Regions from separate parts of the Homo sapiens genome. Here all the other regions are linked to region 1. A link is a loop called in an ENCODE intact Hi-C map of the cell type or tissue named here. Cell type or tissue: PC-9. All regions are shown on one strand. Each heading gives the region's core, and the rest is flanking DNA. Links, peaks and the distances in the headings are about the cores only.

The links. Hi-C counts contacts between places; a loop is a spot of excess contacts. Peaks named below come from ENCODE experiments on the same cell type or tissue, not always from the same donor. Only the 100,000 strongest peaks of a DNase experiment are listed, where the experiment ranks them.
Region 2: it touches region 1 in a loop (6-fold over the local background); 45 of 110 quality-filtered maps call a loop at or near these places.
Region 3: a loop joins it to region 1, with 2.5 times the contacts of the local background. A loop is called at or near these places in 2 of 110 quality-filtered maps.

Annotation. Positions count from the first base shown.
Region 1 is chr12:15,853,305-15,858,683 of GRCh38, reverse strand. All of the region lies in intron 2 of LOC102724146 (a long non-coding RNA gene), which reads left to right. Among named protein-coding and RNA genes, the nearest start is that of STRAP, 26 kb to the left of the region's middle. In PC-9, for the core only: CTCF peaks have their summits at 1,909 and 2,118 (motif pointing right); a DNase peak (open chromatin) is centred at 2,133; H3K4me3 peaks cover 880 bases; H3K27ac peaks cover 1,353 bases.
Region 2 is chr12:15,787,299-15,791,298 of GRCh38, reverse strand. It overlaps EPS8 (EGFR pathway substrate 8, signaling adaptor), which reads left to right and starts at 1,911. Exons shown (of 21, transcript NM_004447.6): 1 at 1,911-2,138. RefSeq lists silencers at 1,704-2,053, 2,314-2,433, 2,764-2,843. In PC-9, for the core only: no CTCF peak of the experiment used is centred there; DNase peaks (open chromatin) are centred at 1,638, 2,468 and 2,878; H3K4me3 peaks cover 3,084 bases; H3K27ac peaks cover 3,191 bases.
Region 3 is chr12:15,699,116-15,703,115 of GRCh38, reverse strand. All of the region lies in intron 1 of EPS8 (EGFR pathway substrate 8, signaling adaptor), which reads left to right. Among named protein-coding and RNA genes, the nearest start is that of EPS8, 88 kb to the left of the region's middle. In PC-9, for the core only: no CTCF peak of the experiment used is centred there; DNase peaks (open chromatin) are centred at 1,295 and 2,325; H3K27ac peaks cover 2,680 bases.

The DNA.
Region 1 (5,379 bases), core at 556-4,555:
ACCACAAGCAGATGGGAAGCCATAAAGCAGCAAACAGGAAAAAGCTGTCCCTCCTTCCTCTCCAGCTTTGCAGTCCTCCTCTCGAGCCCCCTGCTGGAAGACCCTACCACAGAACAGCCTGGGGAAGCAAAAATGAAGTTTGGTAGAGTTCTCACCACACCATCACAAAGAGAGTAGGGTGGAGCTAACAGACAATATCTGGCACAAGGATTTAAAACAGGGCAACAGAAAATATGTCTAAAAGTGTTTGTGCCATTGATGATGCATCTAAAGGAAAATGGTAGCTTCTTAATGAACACACGTTCCTTGCCTCCCAAACACTTAGCTAATCAGCTCTCTTTCCTGTCAACGCCGCCATTTACCAAGGCACTATTAGAGAATAATCCTTGAATCTTTTATTTTTTCATACCTTGTGCTCAATTAATTAGCAACTTGTGTCAGTTCTGCCACTTAACTTGTACACGTTCAGTCACTAACCCAATTTAAGCACACATCATTTTTCACATAGTCTAAAGCAACACCCTTCTAAATGGTATTTCTGTCTCTAGTTTCATCTCCCTTTAGTGAATCTCAACCCTAGCAGCATAATAGTATCATCTGAGAAACTTTTAAAGTATCTCATTTCCAAGGACCCTGATTTAATTTGTTTGGACTGAGGTCTAGGGATTAGCACTTTTAAAGCTCCTTGGGCAGTTCTAAAGTGCAGCCAGCTTTGACAGCTATTATTTTAGTCTATCCTCCCCATTAGTGTCAAATCATTTTATTATTTTTTTGTGGTGTGCAAATCCAGTAACCTTGGTTCATTACCCAGAATTCCTCAATAATTATCCATATAAACATACAATGTAGATAAATGACAAGCCCGTGGTTCTTCTTGGTCAGTGTTCCACATACCTCTCCAACGCCTGTTAATTCTCCTCCCAGCCACTCTCACTGAACTGGAAGTTTCCAACTTCATTTTCCAACAGCATTGAGCTACTTGCAATTTCCTGAACAAAGGATACTGTCACCTATTCATGCATATGCATATTTTATTCTCTCCCAGGAAAAGAACCTCTCTCAAATGACAGCAAACTTGAAACATAGTTTAAAAAAAAAACATAATGTACTGGTAATGTTTTTAAAGCACTGTTCAAAACTAAATACTTCTTATGATATCAATTATATGAAAAGAATGTGAATACATAGAAAAAAAGTTGCAGGAAATTTATTAAAATGTTCATTGTGGGGCCGGGCACGGTGGCTCATGCCTGTAATCCCAGCACTTTGGGAGGCCAAGGTCAAGAGATCGACTAACTGGCTAACACGGTAAAAACCTGTCTCTACTAAAAATACAAAAATTAGCTGGGCGTGGTGGTGCACACCTGTAGTCCAAGCTACTTGGGAGGCTGAAGCAGGAGAATCACTTGAACCCGGGAGGCGGAGGTTGCAGTGAGTCAAGATCGTGCCACTGCACTCCAGCTTGGGTGACACAGCGAGACTCCATCTCAAAAAAAAAATGTTCATTTTGATTGTCTCTAGGTGGTGGAGTTATAGATTTTGTTTCCTTCTCTATACTTTTCTGTAGTTTAGAAATACATGATATATAAAAATGTATATTTTCCACAATGTTATATATTACACTTCTAAAGAGAAAGAATATGTAACATTGAGAAAAATCATTTACATATTTAAAAAACCACCACATGTACCTCTATATCTTATTTGATACTTGAATTAAGATAGAAGTGTTTGGTTAATAAAATAGGATAGTGGGCTTAGGCAGGAGGATGGCCTCAGGCCAGGAGTTCGATATCAGCCCAGGCAACAGTGAGATCCAGTCTCCATAGAAATTAAAAAAAAAATAGCCGGGCGTTGTGGCACTCACCTGTAGTCCTAGCTAGTTGGGAGGCTGAGATGGGAGGCCGAGGTGGAAAGAAAGACAACTTGGCCTGGGAAGTCGAGGCTGCAGTGAGATGTGCTCGCTCCACTGTATTCCAGCATGGGTGACAGAACGAAATCCTGCCTCTAAGATACAAAAAAAAAAAAAAAAGTTAGCAGGGAATACTAACATACTAACATTTATTTGCTTAAACAAGTTTTTTATACCTGTCCTACACAAAAATGCACTTTTCCTTCAGCCACCAGATGGCAATCTCTTCCCATGTATTGTTCCATTTACAACTTGCTGAAGCACCCTTTCAGGGATTGTGCATAATTTACATAAATATTTTTAATTTTCAACTAGCAAATTAAAATATTTATATTTAGAGCATATTTTAATACACATTAAGAAAATTATGAGTTTTAATTATTTAAAAATCAATTTTCTTATAAACACCTCATGTAGTATCATCTCAAGCAATTCTATCCCACAGGAATTATTCAGTCTAACTGGTGTTGTTGAAGGAAAAGCAAACTGCCATCCTCCTTCCATGTATGCCAACTAACTCCACATTGGCAGAGACCTAAGAATTGGCATTCGTAGTGGGGGAAGGGAGTCAAATTGAACCAAGCTTCCCAAGCTCAGAGCCTGGTAGGAGAGGGATATTCCTGTGGGGAATGTCCTGGTGGCACATATTCTAAATGATTCTAAAATCTTGCCTGCAATAATGTATTCAGGAATATTAATGAATATTCCTAAGAGTTTAGAGGATAATGGCTCTTCCAGCAATATTTTTCTTAAATGGCCATTTTGCACCACTGTTTTTATTTAGGGTATTAGAGGCATCAAAGAAATCTCAAATTCTCTCCAGAGTTTTCTTTTTCTCTATTCCTTTCTTTCCAAAGTCTGATTGCTTGTCAAACATGATTCTTCTTTAAGTTTCACTTTTGTTGGGTGATGACACATCTGCCTGGCATTACATTTCCAATTTATAATAAACAGTACTCAGGGAATTGGTAAATTTGGTAAACTCAGAGCTGTTTTTCTGCTGGATCAGCCAAGGCTTTTGCTTTTGAACACGTGAGGTGCATTTCTAATGTCTAAATTTTAGGCCTGAACATTACATTCAAGAGTGATTACTACACATTAGAGAAGACTATATAAGCATGTAGTAATTTTTCATAATTTTTTTCTGATTACAAAATACATTATCTTTTTAAATTTTTTGCAGTACTCTAAAAGCTCAAGGAAGAAAAGTTGAAATCATTCATAATTTCCCAACCCAGCAAAAGTGTCTGATAAGTGGCTATAAAATTGATTATAAGGATTTGTGTCTAAAAACATCAGTACCTCTGCATTCCCATCATTTTCCATTGTGAAACTTTAATATTTGGAGTTCTGTTACAATTGTGAGTGATTTTAAAGGTAGTAACAGAAAATTCACTGGTTTGGTCTTTAAACTAGATGTCAACCTATATTTTAAAACAAACCAATTTTATTCACATTTTTTGTGTATGTTTGTTTAGGGTTAAACATTTTTCTTAACTTATGTTAGTTAATACCTAGGGCTACAAATAAACTCTGTATCATGAACATGCAGCTATTTGACTGATTGATCTTCCTTAAGATAACAGAAACTCTGAATGCTATTCTTGCTATTCCACACATTTCTGTGAGACCTCAGCAAGTTAATTATCTTCTTTGTGTGCTTAATCCTCTTAGAGCACAGCCCTCATCACTTCTGTATGCTATGCCATTCTATGAGGATGAATGTTTCTCTTTATCCTCTGTATATAGAAATGGATAAAATAGAATTAAATACAAGAACAAGAAGCCTAAGTGTTTGTATCAAGCTAAGAAACATGGGTTCGATATCTGGACAATTCAATGTCTGCTTCAGTCTTTTTGTAGGTTTTAGAGCACAATTTTAATTTGAAAATAAGATTGGAAGTCAATATTCAAATGGTTTTCTTTTTAATTATTTTCCTAATCTATTCAAGCAAACTAACAAACATCAAAATAATACCATCTCTGCCATTAATTGCTACTTGGTGTGAGAATAACATGAATTTCAAAGTAACAAATGAAACTACAGATTTCTTTTCAGAACATTTCATATTAATTCATTAAAAGAACATTTGTGGAACACTGACACAGAGGAATAAGACGCAGTATTTACTTGGAGTCTAGTGAACGAATCAGAGAAATATGCAATTATACTGTACTGAAAAATTATTTATTGAGTGCTACTGTATTCAGGTAATGTTTTAGAGACTGCAGATAAAGCAGTGAACAAAACATACAAAAAAATTTCCACTTCCATGGAGTTTACATTTTAGAGAAGGCAGACAGACAGTAAATAAATAATCAAATAATATATATGGTGTGGCACACGGTGATGAAAGCTGCAGAGAAAAATAACAGGCTATAGGAAGTACCGTTGATAATGTCACATTTTAGCAAAGTCCTGAAGGAAATAAAGAAGGAAGCCATGTGGATATTTGCATGAAGAACATTTCAGGGGAAGATAAGAGCAAAGAGTCCAGCAAGGTTTGAGTGCCATAATCGACCTGGAGACTGGTAGGAGACGAAATGAGAAAGGCAAAGGGGACTAGATCATATAGGTCTTCGTGGGTGTTGTAAGGACTTTGGCTTTTACTTAAAGTGAGATTGTCAGAGGCACTCTCACCAGAGCTACTCCATCTTGAATAGGGGCTAGGTAAAATAGGGCTGAGACCTACTGGGCTGCATTCCCAGGAGGTTAAGGCATTCTTAGTCACAGGATGCAATAAGAGGTCAGCACAAGATACAGGTCATAAGGACCTTGCTGATAAAAACAGTTTGGAGAAAAGAAGCCAGCTAAAACCCACCAAAATCAAGATGGCGACAAAGTGACCTCTGGTCCCCATCATTTCTCATTATACACTAATTATAATGCATTAGCATACTAAAAGCCTCTCCTACCAGCACCATGACAGTTTACAAATGCCATGGCAACATCAGGAAGTTACCCTATATGGTCTAAAAAGGAGAGGAACCCTCAGTTGTGGGATCTGGGAATTGCCCTCCCCTTTCGCAGAAAACTCATGAATAATCCACCCCTTGTTTAGCATATAATCAAGAAATGACCATAAAAATGGGCAACCAGCAGCCCTCGGGGATGTTCTTCCTATGGAGTAGACATTTTTTATTCCCTTACTTTCTTAATAGATTTGCTTTCACTTTATGGACTCGCCCTGAATTCTTTCTTGCTAGAGATCCAAGAACTCTCTCTGCGGGTCTGGATTGGGACCCCTTTCTGGTAACAACATGAGAAGCCAACTAGAGAATTTTGAACAAAAGAGTGAGGTGATCTGACTTTAACATAGGAACCCAGATTAGGAGGATATTAATATTCCTGAGGAGAGAGGATAGAAATCCAGACCAGGGTGGTAGCAGTGGAGGTGTTAAGAGGTGGTCAGATTCTAGGTATGTTTTGAGAGAAAAGCTGACAAAAGATGCTGATGGGTTTGATG
Region 2 (4,000 bases), core at 1-4,000, 67 kb after region 1:
TGTGTCCTAAAACAAACACGATAAAATTTAATAAGAATAAAACAAAAATCAAGATTTAAATACATAGAAGTATAGACTATGAAAGGTGGAAGATACGGTTTAATTTAGTTGATGTGAAATAGACTTGGGTGTTCTGTTTGAATCTAGGTAGTGTGTGCTTGCATCAAAGGGGTGGCTGATCAGCAGCTGGAGAACTGGAACTCAGTTCTTGGCCCACTGTATTTGAATATTGTATTCTCAGTGCACAATTTAGAGAGGAGAATGAAAATCAAAACACATTCAAAGCAAGGTGAATAGTGTGATTATGGCAGCTCACTGCTATTTGAAAAACACTTAAAAGAGAATTTTTGAAGAAATGTATTAGATCTGTTGGTTACTTAATAGTTGCCCCTACTATTTCAAGGCTTGCAGTGTCTATAAAGAATGAGATTCATATTGTGTTGTTCCTAGGGGCAGAACCAAGACCAGTAGTATCAGGGAAGTTGATTTGATGTTCATAAATGATACAGGCTATAGTGTTAAGCAGACCTGGTTGTTAATTCTGGCGTCAGCATTGGCTTTGGCAAAAAGAAGGAAACTTCTGGGTTTCATTTTCCTAATGTGTTTAATAGGTATAATAAGGCCCATCTCATTTTAAGGACTAGGAATAATGTGTGTAAGTTGCTCAGTTCCTGGCATAGGTAAATATTCAACAAATAATCATGGTTATATGTAATGATAAAAATAGAAATTTACAACATTGGAAATGTTCAAGTGGATAGTGGTCTGGTGGAAATATTGGAGAGAGTATTCCCACTTAAAATAGGGGACTGGACTTAGCCGTTATATCGATTCCAACTTTTAGAATGGTTTGAATGTCCACCTTGGCATGTTACGTCGTTTCTCCCTGACTGTGCTTTTATTTGCTTCACAAAGCAAGCAAGTCCAATCTCTTTTAACCAAGTTTAATTTATAGGCTTTCGTGGACTTCTGGAAGTCAACTGACTTCGAAGTTAGGACAGCATGGGGGGATTGGGGGAGTAGCTATGACAATGAGGAGTTTTAAGAGTGAGAAAACACAATGTCTATGAGAACATGGACTTCTCTTTTAGAGGCTCCATGAGCTACTCAGAGAGGAGGTTATGAGGGTTGGTTAAGGTACGAGAGGCACAAAGTGAAAGAAGCCTCCACTACTTCAAACCACATCAGGGCTTTTGGCAAGAGCTACATGAAAAATAGGCTCACAGGCAGCCTGGCGAGGCGGGTCTGGGCTTGCAGGCTGGCGCTAAGGACCGGCAGTTGGGAGACTCTCAGGGACCCGATGGAGGGCCTTGGGCACCACCAGTTTACCGCATGGGTTGGAGAGACAAAAAAAGAGGAGAGCGACAAAAGGGGGAAAATAGGTCCGATGATCAGAGGAGGAAGACGAAGGCTGGCTGGTCATTAGATGCGTCTTGTTTGCCGCCAAAGGGCAGGGGTTACGAGCTGTGCAGCCAGACTGGGTGTTGCAACCCGAGCGCTCCCTCCGCCCGGGGCGTCCATCCTCGCCGGGGGCGAAGCTCTCCACACGCTCTTTGCCCCTTCCTGCGCCTCCTGGCTGCTAGTCAGTCCTGTTAGGGCACTTCTGGAAACCTGCTGTCGACTCGCTGCCTTGGTCCGACTTTGATCGCGGCCTTGATAACTTGGCGCAGCGCCCCGTCTCCTTTCCTCCGGTCCCTCTCCCGCCCACCCGGCCTCACCGGCCACTTCGCCTCAAGCGCTGGAGTCGACCAGAACTCTGCGGCTCGGCTGCCGGCAAGACCCGGATAGCGGATTTCGCTCCTGGCTGCGGGGCGCGCACTCGCCCGCCCGCCCGCTCGCTCGTTCCTCGCGCGGGCACTGGGCATGCGCGGCGCGCGGTTGGCACTGGCTGCGAGCGGGCGGGCGGCTCCAGACTTCACAGGCAGCAGCTAGCGAGGCGGTCTCGCCCGGCGCGAGGCCGGCGCTGTGCTCGCCTCGGAGATCGCTGCTCTTTAGCTGGGTGCAGAAGGCGGCTCCGCGGCTCGCGGACGACTGGCTGGGCGCGAATCAGATTGGGGGGCTTTCTCCCGGTCCCCTCCCACCTCGTCTGGGCTCGCGGCGTCTCCGGGGAAAGCCGTGGCCCCGAGGGCGGATCCGAGGTAAGAGCCCCTTGGCGAAAGGCGCCGGTCCCGGGGTCCGGCGGCTTTGACTTTCTCGATTTTAAAAATCCGCCTTTGTGTGCTGGAATCGGAGCGGTGCCAGGAGCCGCGTCCGCCTCCCTTCACTTTGACTGCTTTCAACTGGTGTTGGCAGCCAGGTGCGGTAGGGCGCTGCGGCCGGAGGCGTCCGCTCGCCGGGTCCGGGCAAGCTGTGGGGCCCGTGCAGACCCGCGCCCAGGGCTCCGGGAGGCTGGGCAGGGAGGGTTCGCCGTGGCCCAGTGATATTCATGGTAACCTGAGCTTCCGCAGATACACCTGCGCTCATCTGGTCCGTGGGGCGACTGCAGACCGAGTATCCCGATCTCGGCTTATTACGTTAGACTTGGGATTTGTGCGCTGCTCTGCCAACCCGCCTCAAATGGGGAGGGGTTCTTTTCAAAATGACCCTTTAGGGCAGGGTCCCACCCCCGTTTACCCCCTCGAATTAACATAGCTAATTGTTTCGGAATCGTTGTCAATGCCTAATGGCTGTTGACTTTCTTAGCTTGCTCCACTTTACTCACCATTTTACTTTTGGGAAGACAGACGGCCTTTCTCCGGTTGTGGTCAGTTCATGCATTTGAAAGGGGTTTCCCCACCCATGTACTCCCTGCCCTCTCCGATGTTCTCACTCTTACTTTCCTTCCTAGGACTACCTGTTTGCAAAATCTTTGCACCGACCGTTCTCCGGCAGTGTTTCTCAAATCCTCCTCCTCCCATAGGGCCCGTAGTACTGTTGGAATCTCGCGGGGGGCAGGACGCCGTGGTTAGGATTTGAAATCCGCAGACATCTAGAGCGGTGAAGGATTAGGAATTAGAATCCTCCTTTACAAAATATGTTTCAGTGAAATGTGTTACTGCTTCTCTTTTCAAGGTTTCTTGCCTTAGATAGTAAGGGGAATAGGTAAAAGAGCTAATATGTTAGGATGAGTTCAGGTAAAACTTGATTTCAGATGTGTGAAGAGTGTGACTTTTTGGCTTTGTCATTTTTGGGAAATAGGAGAGTTAGGATTCCGGGCAATCTTCTTTATATTGAAAAAGCCCCTCAAAGTAACTGTGTTGTGTATTGCCTCTAGTTTATTTTCATTGAAAGGACTCCATTCTTCCACAGCTCCTTGGGTTCTGGAAAGTGAGCACTAGTAATGGACGTCATGTGGTAGTGAGTCTATTGGAATTAAAGTCAATGTCATCCTGTCTCACCTAGTATAGATTTTTTGTTTGGGATCGCAGTTTTCTAAACATATTGCTGTAGTTCTTAAGTTGCTGGTGTGGAAAATTTTTGGTCACGAATTCACACTTTTACTTACAATTTGACAGTTAAAACAGTATAGAATTGTCACATAAAGGGTAAGGTAGAATGTATCACAAATGCAATAGTGATAATATAATGCCTTTATTGCAGAATACACAGATTGAGACTTTGTAAGATTGCACCACAAGTCATTCACTTTATAGCAGAAAAAAAAGAAGGAAAATATAATTTGCTTTTAATTCTACTATTCTGAGATAACCGCTGTTTACAAGACTTGGTGCATTCTCTTTGTAATTTTTTTCACTTCCCAATGTCATTGAATATTATATAGTAATTTCCAGTAAGTGTAATTTAACTTATACTGTTAGTAGCCCCACTCTTAATAGGGTGATGTTTCTTTTGTTTCCTGTCAGGAACCTAATGTCTAATTTTGAATATTTTGCTTGTTTGTGATCAAACTTAAAGATTTATTTTGTTTTTATTTCTAGCTTTTTCCTGCTTTCAAGGTTTTATCAATACTGATTCTTTTCAGATACCAGTTCTTTTCTATGCTATGGCATAGGCTTGCTAC
Region 3 (4,000 bases), core at 1-4,000, 160 kb after region 1:
GTGCAGTGGCGTGATCTTGGCTCACTGCAACTTCCACCTCTTGGGTTCAAGCGATTCTTGTGGCTCAGCCTCCCGAGTAGCTGGGACTACAGGCACACGCCACTGCACCCAGCTAATTTTTGTATTTTTAGTGGAGATGGGGTTTCACTATGTTGGCCAGGATGGTCTCAATCTCCTGACCTTGTGATCCACCCACCTCGGCCTCCCAAAGTGCTGGGATTAAAGGCCTGAGCCACCGCGCCCAGCCTCGAATGAACTTATTATGTGGTTTTGCTCACTCTATTGAATGTTTACCTTTAATAACCATTACGTGCATAAGCTAGAATTCCTTTCATAATTTCACTATTATTAATATACTGGATATATATGTATTGGATATAGGTAAAATATTAAGCATGCAATTTTTTTCTTCATATTTATATATTGTATTGGATATGTGTTTTGGATATAGGTAAAAATATTAGGCATGCAATTTTTTTCTTCATATTTAATATACTGGATATATGTTTTAGAGATAGGTAAAAACATTAAGCATGCATTTTTTTTCTTCAGTAGTTTGCTGCTGCTCTATGAAGATTTCCAGACACTGATCTCATAGACATTCATACATTACCCCAGAGTCCTCTTATCCTAGGAGAAAGTATCTCATAATCCACACTTAAATGTTAATGACATAATACATTATTACTCCCAGAAGTGTTTGTAGTTTAAAAGTGCTTCCTATGGATGAAAATGCTTAACTCAAAAGAATGAATTAATTTCCAGTGCTAGAATTTTATTCACCTTGTCGCCTGTGTAAACGATAGATTTTAAGGAAATAGGATGATACTCTCTCAACCCTAAAATCACACTGGACAGGCAGGCTTCCAAGAGCACCTCTGAATCTTTAGCATCTCCAGAGTGGTGTTAACAGGGGGAATATATTCTGTTTCCTTAGGCTGCTGCTCTAAGCACTTTGCCCTTTTGGAATAAATTTGTTCTTCTTATACTGCCTCCTAATAATCTGCACGGCAGAGAAATGTGGTTTATCTCATGGTGCTTAGCCTGACTCACAAACTACTTAAGAATTTCTTTTTCACATGTGTAGTCATTTAATATTTAAACTAGTTTCCATGAACCAGTTATAAATATGAGTGAATACTTATTAGCTGACTTGACATCTAAAAGGATGTCTTTCTACTGAAAGCAAAATATTGTAAGAGTCAGATGTTTGAACTCTTTTTAGTCTAGATTACTCAAGAGGAAACAAACAGCAAGATCCCATTTAATTGCTTGTTATTTTGAAGAAGGAAATGTTATGTTATTTTTCTTCCCCTAAGGGCCGTGTCCAGGGCAGTATCATTTTGGTGTTTTTATAGGTCTGTGAGATATTTCCAATGTTTCGAAACTAAAAAACAAGTGAGATTGACATAAATGTATCTGGACAGTGTAATGTTTCAAAGCTTATCCAAGTAGTTGTTCTTTCAGATTGAAGACTTGGTATTATTTGTACTAAAGTCCTATTGATATAATTAGTTACATTAAAAATTTTAAACTAATGGATGAGAAGGACATACCTGAATCCAGGCATGGATTATGTAGATGTGAAATGTTAATACATATCTGTATATGTGTAATTGTGTGTGTGTGTATGCTTAAGTGTGTTTAAGTTACTATCAAGTATTCTAAAGGGGGATGAGTCACACATACAGACATAGCATAGAAACTGAGTTTGGGCTTTTGTGTTGGTCTGCCTGTGTCTGAGGCTTTACCATGTACTAACTGTGATACTGAGCAAGGCACTTCTGTGCCCCAGTTTCCTCATCTGTAAACTAGAGATAAAAGTAGTACCTGCCTTTTAGAGTTATGCTTATCAATTGAATTAATGCATGCAAAGAACTTACAACAACGTTTGACACATATATGGATTTAATAAGTGTTATTGTTTTTGTAAATTATTATTAAATATTGGTGACACAGTTGATTCAGAGAGAGAAAAGAATTACCTTTTAAAAAAGTGACTATTTTGAAGCCAAAGATATTAGTTAATTTAGCAGATTGAAGTCATAAGGTTGTTTATCATTAAGAGACTATGGTATAAAGATGGACACAGGTAGGTAGTAGTTTATTCTTTATAATATACCTTACATTACCAATTTTTGACTATTTTTAAAGTCTCCTTTCTCCTGACCGTATGTTTATGAAAATGTTCTTTACTTTGAAACCTGGCTGGGTTTAGAAAATATATGTCCTTTGTCTATTTTGTGATAGACTTCAATTTTGTCTAATCAGTGTTTGAAAGAAATGGCACTTGTATGGACTTCCTTCCAAGAAAAACATTGGGTGTTTCAGGAAGTGGTCTTGGTGAGTCAGAGCATAGTACTTTTTCCTCTGAGTCAGTTTTGAACCTCCTTGATATAAATAGGCATGCTTTTACCAAAAGTTCTGCTTTTCACATGTTAAAATCATCATTGATACATGGCTACACTAAGAGCAGTGCCTTCATTGGTTTTTCTGCTCAGTTGGCATTGAGGCTCTTTTATCTAATTGTGACTGTAGAAATTCTGTGGAATAAATTTCTTTTTAAATTTTCAATTTAATTCTATACTTCTAAATTAGTTTCTGTTTTCACACCAATTTTGCTTCAGAAAGGAGTGGAGTCAGGTGACCAGTTATGTAAATTTTAGAGGAATTTATATTGGTGATAATATACACTTTAATCATTAGAATTCTATGACTTCTCTTTTAGCCCACACATATAACTCTTTATAGCACAATTTCAGTTCAGGGATTATTTTGCAAAAGACTGTACTAGTTTGCCACACCTCAGAATTGTTTAGAAGATAGAAAAGAATACGTTAGAGTGGTTCTTCATAACCACATTAAAAAACATTAAACATGATAAATAATTGCCAATTGACTAGATATTGTTAACGTTGAGTTGGTTAGGGAAGAGTTTCTTTTTTTGTTGTTGTTGTTTTTGAGATGGAGTCTCATTCTGTCCCCCAGGCTGCAGTGCAGAGGCATGATCTCAGCTCACTGCAACTTCCGCCTCCTGTGTTCAAACAATTCTTGTGCCTCAGCCTCCAGAGTAGCTACGACTACACGTTGTGTAGCACCACGTCCGGCTAATGTTTGTGTTTTTAGTAGAGATGGGGTTTCACCATGTTGGCCAGGCTGGTCTTGAACTCCTGACCTCATGATCTGCCCACTTTAGCCTCCCAAAGTGCTGGCATTACAGGCGTGAGCCACCGCACCTGGCCTAAGGGAAGACTTTTAAAAAGGGGTGGGAATTGAGGAATTGAGAAATTGCTAGATGGGAAGTATAAAGTAGTGGAAAGGGCATTTAGGGTAAGAATAGACACTTAAAGTTGGGTCAGTCAAGATATGCTCAGGACAGTGGTGGGAATGAGGGTTTATATGTAGGAGTATTTGAGAGAATATGGATTACTGGAAAAATTATGTAAGCCAAAATTATGGTCGAGCCTCGAATGGTACACTAAAGTTGTATGTGTGACTACATAGTTGGTAACATTGTTTAATTGTCATATATTTCTCTTGAGTTGTAATTGGTTGAATACAACTGGTTTTTAGTGAATTTCATTTTATAACTAGTATTTAAAGAAAACTTCTCTATTTCTCTTAAATATATGATCCTGCAGGAAAATAAAGGAACTGAGAGATATAGATGTCAAATGATCTGTGTGTGCTTTTGCATATAATCCTCATAACAATCATTCTCATTTTACAGGTGAGTAAACCGAAGCTGAGATAGGATAATGACTTGTCTAAGGTCACAGAGAGATGTTAGTCAGGATTTACACTTAGGGCTGCTCATCTTCATACTATTTTCTTTTCACTATGGCAAAATACCACAATAAAAGCTCTGGGACATACTCAGTAAGTTTTTATTATTTCCAATAGCTGTGAAAAAGCAACTCAAAGGTATTTTTCTTCTGAACAGAAGTATTATTTTCTTTTAGGAATAGGTCTTTGGACTCTAGGAAACTGCCTTGTGGGT